Linked DNA regions of Mus musculus: region 2 is linked to region 1. The links are chromatin contacts, found by POLR2A ChIA-PET in ENCODE. All regions are on one chromosome and are shown on one strand. The core of a region is the stretch at or near the end of the contact, and the rest is flanking DNA. Distances in the headings are between cores, read along the strand shown. Region 1 holds the start of Boc (biregional cell adhesion molecule-related/down-regulated by oncogenes (Cdon) binding protein). Region 2 holds the start of Nepro (nucleolus and neural progenitor protein).

What was found. ChIA-PET counts read pairs that join two places held with the same protein, here RNA polymerase II (POLR2A).
Region 2: POLR2A ChIA-PET joins it to region 1 with 12 read pairs in Patski. The contact joins the promoter of Nepro here to the promoter of Boc in region 1. POLR2A ChIA-PET finds 5 or more read pairs at or near these places in 2 of 5 experiments (Patski and embryonic stem cell).

Annotation. Positions count from the first base shown.
Region 1 is chr16:44,556,283-44,562,012 of GRCm38, reverse strand. Boc (biregional cell adhesion molecule-related/down-regulated by oncogenes (Cdon) binding protein) reads left to right here and starts at 3,143. Exons shown (of 19, transcript NM_172506.2): 1 at 3,143-3,575. It overlaps Mir3081 (microRNA 3081), which reads left to right and starts at 3,884; the gene lies at 3,884-3,967.
Region 2 is chr16:44,722,204-44,727,933 of GRCm38, reverse strand. Nepro (nucleolus and neural progenitor protein) reads right to left here and starts at 3,633. Exons shown (of 9, transcript NM_145972.4): 1 at 3,466-3,633; 2 at 752-906. The coding sequence starts at 3,571.

The sequences.
Region 1 (5,730 bases), core at 1,894-4,393:
CTTAGGGGTGCCTGAAGGTCATCAAAAGGGGAGCAGTGTTATTCACTGCACTCTGACCTAATGGCAGTGATGCAACATAGACCTGTAGTTCCTGTCTGCCCTTCCACTTCCCAGTAGAATAAATTAATAATTTATTTAAAAATAATACTAAACTCTTCCTTCTTGGTGCTCATAAAGTCTCTCCAAAGCCAGAAGTAGATTACCTTTAACAACACATCGTATAGGAGAGTTCCATATTCAGGTCACAGTGCATCTAACTGTTTCAAGATGGCTGGTGTGCTAAGGTGGAATGATGTGAGTTAAGAAACTGGTGATGTTGGTGGTGTGAGTCTTTAATCCCAGCACTCAGGAGGCAGGGTCAGGGTCAGAGGCAGAGGCATCTGTGAGTTCAAGGCTAGCCTTGTGTACAGAGAAAATTCCAGATAGTCAGTACTGAAAAACCTTGCCTCAAACGTGGAGAGAGAGGAGGGGGGAGGGGGAGGGGGAAAGGGAGAGGGAGGGGGAGAGGGAGAGGGAGAGGGAGAGGGAGAGGGAGAGGGAGAGGGAGAGGGAGAGGGAGAGGGAGAGGGAGAGGGAGAGGGAGAGGGAGAGGGAGAGGGAGAGGGAGAGGGAGAGGGAGAGGGAGAGGGAGAGGGAGAGGGAGAGGGAGAGGGAGAGGGAGAAACCAGCAGTTAGAGGACAAGAAATATACTGCAAGCAGAGGGAGTGAGGAGATACAGTAGCTATAAAAATAAACACAGTCATACTAATACAAAGATCCACAAAAACAATAAACACATCTGAGTGCCAACAGCGAGTCTGAAGCTGCAGATCTGTGTTCAGCCTAAATCATAGCACAGGCAAGTAAGTGGGCATGGTGATCAGCCAGCCTGCGGGAGATGCAAGGTCCCCCTCCTGGCTAAATACATGTGAGCAAGGATGAATGCTTTGACTCCGAATGCAAAGACTGTGTGGACCTCAAGTCCAGAGTGGGAAGAAGGGAGAGCCCTAAGGGAAGAATAAGTTGAGCAGGTAGGAGGAGACATCTCTGGGATGCTAGGCTGTGCATGGTAGTGTAGGAATACGGACATCTAAGAACTCCAAGTGCCTTGTTATTACTGAATCTCACCATCGCCAGTGGGAGTGGTATTTGGAAAGTACTTCTGAAAAGCAGAAAGCTGGGGTTGGAGAAATACCTCAGTGGTTAAGAGCACTGGCTACTCTTCCTGAGGATTCGGATTCAATTCCCAGCCCCCACATGGCAATTTACAACTCTCTGTAACACCAGTTCCACGAGATCCAATGCCCTCTTCTGGCCTCCACAGGCACCAGGCTCTTATATAGTATACAGATACACATGCAGCCAAAACACCCACATGCACAAGAAAATAAAATTAATTAAAAACCTTAATAAATAAAAAAATAAAACTTTGAGAAAGGGGAGAAGAAAAGCAGGCCATTACCTGTTTGGGGCTCTAGGGAAAGGCAGTGTTCACACAGTAGGGAACTGTCAGCTGTCAGCTGATGTTTTCCTTTCCTCTGGGGATTACTTCTGTTCCCAGGGTGGTTCTCAGGTCCCACTGTCCTCTGTTGTGCCACAGAGGGACAGTGAGATGGCAGAGGCTAACATCATCACTGAACAGGGGGGAGAGAAACAGGTCTTGCAGACTGTTCTCCAAACTGATGGAAATTAAAAAGGAGGAAAGTGTGTTGGGGTTGGAGGGAGGTTCAAAGAGGGATTTCAGAGCCCTTTCACTGTCTTATTAAACTATGGCACCCCTTGATCCATTTGGCCACGGGGATATGCCCAGCAATCTAGGCATGTAGAAATGCCAGATAAATCAGTGCAGAGACTGACTCCTGCTCTAATTAACAAACTCGGGGAGGAAAGAATGCTGGAAAATGTGGAATCTTTCCCTTCCTCCTACTGCTTCAATTGGAATCATGTGCTGAGGACAACCAAAAGCAACAGAAAATAAAACCGTGACCTAAAAAAAATTTTTAAGTGATTTCTTTTCTGTCACATGGTGACTTTCTGAGTCCCAAGGCCACAGTTCTGCCATTCAGGGAAGACAGCACCTCTCTTCACCGTGCTCTTCCCTGGCTGACCCACTCCAAGGGCCACCTCCTCTCCACCTTGGAACAAGGCTTTGACAAATGGCTTAACTCCTAAAATATAAGGGATAAGAAACTCTCACAGAGTCTGGTGCATTTTTAGAAAATCTAGCGTTGCCAACTTAATTTAGTATTGGGCTTGTGTGTGAAAGTGCGTTTTTGTTGCCGTTGTTGTTTGTTTGTTTTTAAATGTGTACCCGAACTAACAGTTTCAGATCACCTGAAAACTAAAGAAATCCTTTCTTAGCACAGACTTGCTGAATCAGAAGTTGGAGGTGGAGCCCATCCATCTACGTTGTAACAATTTGTCCAAAGAAGTTCCCGACAATGGGTTTGAAAATTACTGTGTGCATGTTTTCTCTCCAACCAACACGGAGGTAACGGACTAACTCTCCGTGACATCACCCCCCACCCCTTTCCTAGGATGCTGAAAGGGGAGGTCAAGCCAAAGACCTGGCAAACCCTTCCCTGCCAGCCAAGTGTCTGGGAAGGCTGTTTTATGGCTTTGCCATGATGAGGTTTCTTATCATTTTCCTAATTGCCCTTGCCCTGCCTTACATTTGTTTGTTTGTTTATTTATTTATTTAGGTGATGGTGGTTGGGGGATTGCCCTGCTTTTATTAATTGTAACTTTGTTTTTATTGCATTATCTGGTAGGTTTGTTTGTTTGTTCAGAATGATAGAGAAATTGAGAAGTGGGTGCCAGCACGGGAAGGAGGGGTAGTGCTGGCCAAGGGAAGGGTCCAAGGTGAAGCTAAGCAGGGTGGACCGGCACCCCCGCGCGTGGGAGAAAGGCACTTTTGGTGTGGTCAAAGAAAATAATTTGGAAGGACTGAGGGAATTTAACGCAGTGCAAAGAAAGTAGGCGTTAAGGGAAAAATTGTTCTAAAATTGGGGGGGACTTGTGGTCCCTCCCCCCCCCCCCCACTCCAGTTTCCTTTTCAAGACTTTTTTGCTTTGCTCCCTTTTGCTCCTCCCCCTCCTCCCCGCCTCCTCGGCTCCCCTCCCCTCTTCGAGCGGTAATGGGAGGCTCCTAGGCAGGAGAAGCAAAAGAAGGAATTGTTTGCAAGTTCAGTCATCCAAAAAAGCGTCTTCCATATGGAGGGATTGGGTGCGCTGGGCGCGGCGTCCTCTGCCTTGCCCGCCTGCTGCCGCCGCTGCCACCACGGCTCTGGCTTCCTGCAGTGGGGACCCTGAGCTGGGTCTCGCTGGTGTCAGCTCCGGCCGGCCGCATTCTCACACTCTCGCACCTCGTACCCGCCGCGGCCACACAAGCCCTTCCTCCTCCGGCCGCAACTTCTGGGTCCTGGGCTCTTTTGTTGCTCCGGCTGCGGCCACTCTGCCGTGGTGTGTGTCCTCTTGTGTCACCGCGCTGTGCGTGTGTGTGTCGGTGTGCGCGGGGGCCGTGTGGCCCTTCTCCGCTTCACCACGCGGGACCCGGAGTCCCGGCCCCCTCTTCCCAGGCTCCGGCTGCAGGCGAGGTGAGTCATGTCGCTGAAGTTTGTTTTCTTTTCATAAAAAGTTGTGTTTATTTGTTGGTTTGGGGATAGGAGGCGTGTGGGAGGCGGCCGCCCGTCCTGGGATGCCGAGGGCTCCCGGGAGACGTGCTGCAGGGCGCGGGCTCCAAGCGCTGGGCTGGGGCTCCGCCTGGGGCTCCGGCAGCTAGGCTAGGACCGGGGTTGGGGCCCCTAGTGCTTGACTGGGTTTCAAGCTGGAGGCTCACTTTGGGGCTCAGGGTGTTCTGTTGGGGTTCAGACGGAGTTTGGATCTCTGGGTTGGAGCTCGAGCGCTGGGCTGGGGCTCAGACTGGAGCTTGGAGCGGTGAGCTGGACTCGGGCTTGCGCTCCGATCTCTGAGCTGGGCTCTTGCCCGGAATCCCAGCGCTTGACTGGATCCGACTAGAGTCAGGGCCTGACGCCGCACGAAGTTCCCGGAGCCGCCACTGCTTGTGCTCCTCCGCCCAGCCGAGGGCCGCCGGGCTTCCCTCTCTTGCCCGGTCTGGCTCGGTTAGCTCCCGCGGTTCCCGGAAGCTGCTCCGGTGGTAGGAAGATTCAGACATCTTCCCAAACTCACCCCGAAGGGCTGACAGGGTGCCCTGGTTGCACAGCCAAGCGGTGGGAACAAGCCCACACTCGACACCGATTTGCTTCTTTAAGGGGAGAAGTTATCAGCGAGGTTTTAAAAGGAAAATCCTAAGTCAGGGACCAAGGGAGACCAAAAGCTAAACAGCTCTTAAAAAATCTTCTTGGCTGGACCGGTGGATGGGAGGCACTGAATTAATTGGCATCCAGAGGTGTCTGTGAGAGTAAAGCATCAGCAAGAGGTGTGTGTGTGTGTGTGTGTGTGTGTGTGTGTGTGTGTGTGTGTGTGTGTGGTGTCCCACTGGGGTTTTGTTTCTATTAACTATGAGAAGGTTGAGAAGTGATTTTGTGGGTCAAGTGGTAGAGAAGGCTGTGGAAGAAAGGGAAAGGCAAAATGAACTTTCTGCGGGGATTACGAAGGGTCTGTCGGTTTTCCTGGTGGAAAAGAACTCAGGGGTTGAGAGACTGGTCAACCTGGAGGTGGCTCTGTTGACTTTTGGAGATGGGGTGACCCATGCTCAGTCCCTTGAAACAAGAGTTGTCCTCTAGGGATGTGGCAGTTTCGTCTAAGAATACCCAAACCACATACCAGCAATCCCAAACAGGCACTTTCTGGGTGTGGTGAGGTGCCGTGTGCTCCCTTATTCTTTCCCAGCAAGCTCCATGGCAGCAAGTGTGTGAACTGGAGTTACCTCTTACCGGATGACTGGAAAAGCGTGCTTCTGCTTCAGGCCATGTGCCTGAAATGTCCTGGACCAGCACGTTTGTCACCTAGCTCTTTGTTGTCCAGAATTTTGAAAGCACAGATCGCTTAATGAATGTAGCATCATGGATTCTTGAATATTGTAAACACTTCTGATTTATTCTACCACTGGCTTCTAAATCTAAGTAACCTCGCCCCATGATCTTCTTTCCCTCCTTCTTCCCTCTCTCCCTCCTTCCCCTCTTCCATTCCCTCCTTCCCTTCCTCTCTCCTTCCTTTCTTTTTCTTTTTGCATCTTTTGCCTTGGCCATAAGTCTTCTCCAGAATAGCGTGGAAACCATTAAAAAGGTCTTGTTAGATCAACATGAAGGGCTTGGGTGTCCATACATCTGGATGTCCTGTTTTCTGAGCTTTACTTAAAGTGACTCTGAGGCAAGAGGTTGGCCACTTTGAGGTGTGGAACAGGTTTCCCAGGAGCTCTCTGAGGTCTTATAATTGGCCCTTCTTAATGGTCTAATAATTGAGACCCAGGAGGTTCCCATGGCAATCTTGAAGTACTCTGGGGTCAGCGGGACAGAATCGGGGTGGAAACAGCAGTAGAGTTATGACTTCCCAGCTAGATGACTTTTCAGAGTGAATTTATGCAGAGGCAAAAAATAAAATAAGTTATAGTCCCCATGTCTATTGGCTGCCACGGCCAGCTCCTGTGGAGACTCGGGATTTGTTCCTTCAGGATGAGGCTGCCTGTACCTATGCAATCCAAGGACTGAGGTCTCAGACACTGGCCCTTTGTCACTCTTTTATGATATCTCAGAAACACGACATTGCAAGGGACTTTCACTCAGGAGAAGA
Region 2 (5,730 bases), core at 2,384-4,883, 170 kb before region 1:
GATGGCTGTGTCACACAGCGCCCAGCATGCTGAGCTTTTAAAGGTACCTGCAGCGTTACCTAAGTGGCCACATGAACGGTACATGCAGAAGCCAGCTTCAGCAGCTCTCTGCCATGTTACAGTCCTGGAGCTCAAAGTCACAGTGTTTTCTTAATCTAAAATGTACATGAAACCATTCTACACCACAACTTACCATAAACCCACTTACACCAGCACACTGCTGATTAGATTATGACTCCAAAGGAGTAAACCACAACCCTAAACCACAACTGTTTTCTTTTTTAAGATTTTAGGGTTTAAATTAGTTTACTTTTGAACTAGGCAAAGGCACTGTTAGACTGTACATAGAGAAAGTTAAACTGGAAAGAATCAAAATACACTTGTTTGCTTGCCTGCTTGCTTGTTTCATTTGAGACAAGGTCTCTCTACATTGCCCTGGCTGTGCTGGAACTCACTACATAGACCAGACTGGTCTCAAACTCATAGAGATCCACCTACCTCTGTCTCCAAGTGCTGAGATTAAAGATGTGAACCACCACACCCAGCTTTGAAACATGCTCAATTATAAATTACTTTTTGAAATGATTTTGGAAAAATCAAAGACCAAAAAAGCTAAAATGTAATTGTATCTTAGAGGCTGAAACATCAAAACAATATATGAACTTTGCATGAGTAACAAACTAGTAAGTGGCAGTGTGAGCCTCATGTCCCTCAGTACCCGGCTATATGTGGAGCACAGAGCTCCCCTCACCTGTCTGAGGGCCAAATGGGGCTTGTGGTGGCCCAACCTGTTGTGATTGCTGTAGAGAACTGAGCATAACACATCTACTTCCGCATCCAAGGTCTGGCTCTTGAGTGACTGTGTGACAAGGTGGCACCCTTTAGTGACAGCTGCAGTGCAGATATCTAAAGCAGAGACAGTTAAAACGAGACTCAGTATGCAATCCTATACTTACTGCACCCACCGGATGAGAAACACACTAAAACAGTCTACCTCATTTGCTTTAAAGAACTCAAAACACAAACTGGCCTCAACTATAAAAATTAAGGATTCTACGAAAGACACTGGAAAAATGAGGGCAGGTGATCAATAAGGGAACATGTGTTAAATATTAACATGTGTCTGTCTTTACATCACTTTTTACCGTGACTGTGAGTAATAGACTGCTTTTACAGCTATCATTTGGTGTGCACTTACACCCCGAATATCAAAAAGCCTGGCCATGTTCCATCTATCTATAAACCCCTCACTTTGCTCTGCAGGTGAGCAAGACAGCATGCATACAATTACAGCCTTCAAAGGCAAAGGAACTGTATTTGGATACAACTTTTTTCTCTTTTTTAAGATTTACTTATTTTATGAGGACACTGTAGCTGTCCTCAGACACACCAGAAGAGGGCATCCAGCACCATTTCAGATGGTTGTGAGCCACCATGTGGTTGCTGGGAACTGAACTCGGGACCTCTGAAAGAGCAGTCTGCTCTTAACTACTGAGCCATCTCTCCTGCCCCATGAATACCACATTTTGATAAGAATATACAATACATTCAGCCCTCTACCTGTGAGCACCATCTGTGTATTCAAGCAACCTCACACTGAATATAGCCCCCCAAAATTCCATCTGTAATGTCATATTGTATAGGATTTCATAAGCAAAGTAGATAGTGTTAATGTATACAGAAAGATAGGTCCTACTGCAAATACTATCTACCATGTTATATAGACTCGAGCATGTACACATTTCTTTATAAGGAAGGATTCCTAGAGCCAATCCTCTGTGGATATCAATGGGAAACTACATCCAGAAAAGAGAAACCACCAGGGCCACTGGAAATTGTATTATGTAACTGAATGGTTATACAAATGTTTCCTAATCGGAACATGAGCAGCTGGGAAGCAGGCGTCAGGCTCCATCTGGTGGCTCAGAAAGGAAACACAAGCATTCTAAGTGAAAAGCTCTGTCCTATCTGGAGAAATTAAATCAGCTACCTGGGTGATGAGGAGTTGGTGAATTTCCCATAGTAATCTGTTTTTAAAATTGTGACTAAGGAATTAGAAAGAACTTAAAACTGCGTAGGAAAGATAGATGGGAAGAGGGGTGAGAATACTCGATAGGTTGTACTTAGTTAACAATTACCAAATGTGTCTGTAATGACAGCTACGGTCATTTGACTGTCAAACCAGGCACTGTTACAAATGCTTCGTGGTATCAACCTTTTCATTTCCCCAATATGGCCAAGAAGCTGGTACTATTTTTTATCCCCATTTTTGACTGGGGTAAAACCTGTCTTAGAAATAACAAAAAGTAACTGACAGTCATAGGACCAAAAGCAGCTTCAAAAACAAAAAGTTGGATGTAACCGTGAAAACTACAGTATTTCGTAGCTGTGTCTCCCGGTAGCTGAATGTCCCTTCGTGATTAAACATCCTTCAAGCTTAGGTAGGCTGCTCTCGCTCTGGCGCACACCTTTAATCCCAGCACTGGGGAGGCAGAGGCAGGGGGACTTCTAAGTTCAAGGCCAGCCTGGTCTACAGAGTGAGTTCCAGGAAAGCCAGGGCTACACAGAAAACTCAGTCTCAAAAAACAAAAACAACAACAAAAAACTAAGGCAACCCAGGTATTAACTCACAATTCGAAAGACCCCCACCTCATTATAATATTTAGGTTTGAATATTTTATTACGTTTTGGGGGGGTCGGGGTTGTAGCACAGCATTAAATCCAGGGGGAGATGTAGAACATATTACTTGCAGAAGTTGGTTCTCGCTTTTTACCACGTGAATCCTGAGAATCCTCATTTCGGCTTGGCCATACGCATGGGCCCATCTTTTCGTCCCACCCACCCAATAGGCTTTTCTAAAGGATCATGGGAAGAACGTTCCAAACGAGAGCCGGCCCGTGATTTGGGAGCGGGTAAATCAAATCGCCCGATCCCTCTTATATGGTTAACACCTCCACAGCATATATACTAACAAACTAAATTAAAACTCACAACACAGACCCCACCCCCACACACATCTCTTTGCGAGTCCCTGTTTTCTAAACAAACTGCTCTAACTATCTCATTTTTCCCCACTTGAGAAGAACCGAGAGACCAGAGTAACTCCCTCGCCCAGTAAGGGGAAAACGAGCTCTTGTATTTTAGAGACAAGCCGGAGGTCCGAAGCCCCGGCGTACGGTACTTGGGTGACAGCCCCGATCCTTGGGGACAGCACAGGACCCAGGCAGCGTTTGGGGGCTACACATGCAGGGCCGGGACTAGTCGTGCTCTCCTGTTCCAGCACAGTCACGGCGAAGCCCAGGCGCTTGCCAGCAATCCTCATGCCACACTATCCAGGCCGGACCTTCCGCCTGGCGCTCCCCTTCCCGGCGTGCCCCGCGCTCAGGAAGTCCCACCCCGTCCCACGTGAGCCCGCCCGCCGGTTCCCGGAGACACGCTAGGACTTCCTTGCCGGCCACACTCACCCAGGGTGGCGCTGGGGTCCCGCACGGTCAGCGTGCTGCAGTTCCCCGCCTGGGGGATCCTCACGCGGTTCCACGGCTCCGCACCCGGCCGCACCGCAGCGGCCATCTCGAGCGGCGTGGGAGGGCCGGGGAAGGCCGAGCGGAGCGTGAGCGAGTTGAGCGGCCTGGGCAGGAGAGGGAGGGAGGGAGGGGACGAGGGCGGAGCGGGGCGGGCCGGAGGTGTGGGGCCCGCCCCGGGGCGGAGTCACGGCCCGTTAGACCCGCTGGGAAAGGAGAAACGTGTTAGAGTATTCTGAGGCTCCTACATTTTTAGAGCAACTTCGAAGCTATGCATTTTACTGATGGATCCGAGTGAGGCCCAGCCTTTTAACTCTTACTCGGATATTTTGAAAAGAAGAACTCGCATCATATCAGCAAATGTGACATTCGTCACGTAGTCACGATTTATTTGGAGTAGTCAAGGAAAACTATATAGCTTGGATATAGCTCAACTTCAATAATTACAAAAAACCCAGAGGTTGTCTTGACCACCCATTATCACCGTCATTTTCTCCGACAAAATATTCCAGGCTCTGCTGGTTCTGATCACTGATTACTGGTGATTGTTCGTTTTAAGTCCTTGGGGCCTTCTTGCTTCTGTTCATAAGGTTTCTTTCGCAGGGTGGAGAGGAGCAGTTGGTGGGCATTAAGTGAGACTGCCAAGTTGCTTCATTATGTCTGCGGATTACCATATATTATCCCAAAAAGGTAATTTCTTCAGACCTCAGTGTGCTTGGGGGTAAAGACTTCTTAGAACAGTGCCTGCTGTACAAATTTTTACTCTTACTAGACGTATTTAACGCAAGTAATCTTGCCCTACTGAGATGCTCTCTGTCCTGTGTGTTCCTTACAGATAATTGCTCGTTTTTGTTTTTGTTTTTTTGTTTTTTTTTTTTTTCTGTTTTTTTGGGTTTTTCGAGACAGGGTTTCTCTGTATAGCCCTAGCTGTCCTGGAACTCACTCTGTAGACCAGGCTGGCCTTGAACTCAGAAATCCTCCTGCCTCTGCCTCCCAAGTGCTGGGATTAAAGGCGTGTGCCACCACTGCCCAGCTTAATTGCTCTTTCATTTGAACCATTTTGAAACAATCTCACTTCTTCAGTCAGCTCTGGGATCACTATCTTTAATAACACTTCGTAAACTATCCTCACACCATAACGACTTAAATGCCCCTCTAATGCACTACCAAATTACCTGTGTGTTAGTTTCCTATTTGGGCTGTAACATATTACCACAGACTTAACAGAATCAACATAATGTTTCTGGACTTGTGGAAGACAGAAGATATTTTAGTTGGAGATGTGTCGTGTGTGCACGTTGGAGGCTAAGGGTAGTGGTCAGGGTCTTCCTTTACCACTACCCACCTTTGCTTCTGAGTCAGGCTCTCCCGCTGATCCTGGAACTCAGTGTTTGGTGATCAGTCCCCAGAGGCATCCCTTCTCCATCCCAACCCTCTGAAACGCCTTCCTAGCCCCAGTTCAGTCTTACTGAGCTAAAATTAGCTGTTTAATGGGCTGTTTCCTTCTGAGGGCTTTAAAGAAGAGTTTCCTTGACTTTTCCAGACTTTTAGTGGTTGCTGCATTCTTTGGCACATGTCCACATCCTCCATGTTCAAAGTCACTACAATAGCATCCTGCAATATCTCCCCCTGTTCAGAGACAAGGAGAGATAGACTCAAGTGTTTAAGTAAAATAATCCACTTGAACATTAAAAAAGCTGTATTATGAGCCAGAAAGAAAAGATAAGGCAGCTGTAGACAGAGATATATTTGTGATGCAATGATAGAGATAAGGAACGAAAGAATGAGAGGTCTGTGTTTTCCTAAAGGAAGATTCACGGTCATAATGAAGAATAGAGAGAAGGGAATGGTGTTCTATATTCTATGAGCAATACATACTGAAATTGAAGCTTCTAGGAACTGGGCACATGGAAGAAGTACAGGATAGTTTTTAAGTCATGCTTGGAAAACTTGTAGACTCTAGAGAAGGACTCATAGACACAGATGGCCACCAAATATGTAAAACCTTACATACCTTAATAATCCAAGAAATGAGTATTACAATAACTGTGAGGTACTATTAAATAGAAAAAATGATGTCCTTTGTTACTGCATGCATGTGCGTGTTCATATATAGACACACATACACAGTCTCTTTTGTATTCCTTAAAATGAGAAATAAGCCTGGCTTGGTTTCACACATGTAATCTTAGCACTCAGACTGGGTAA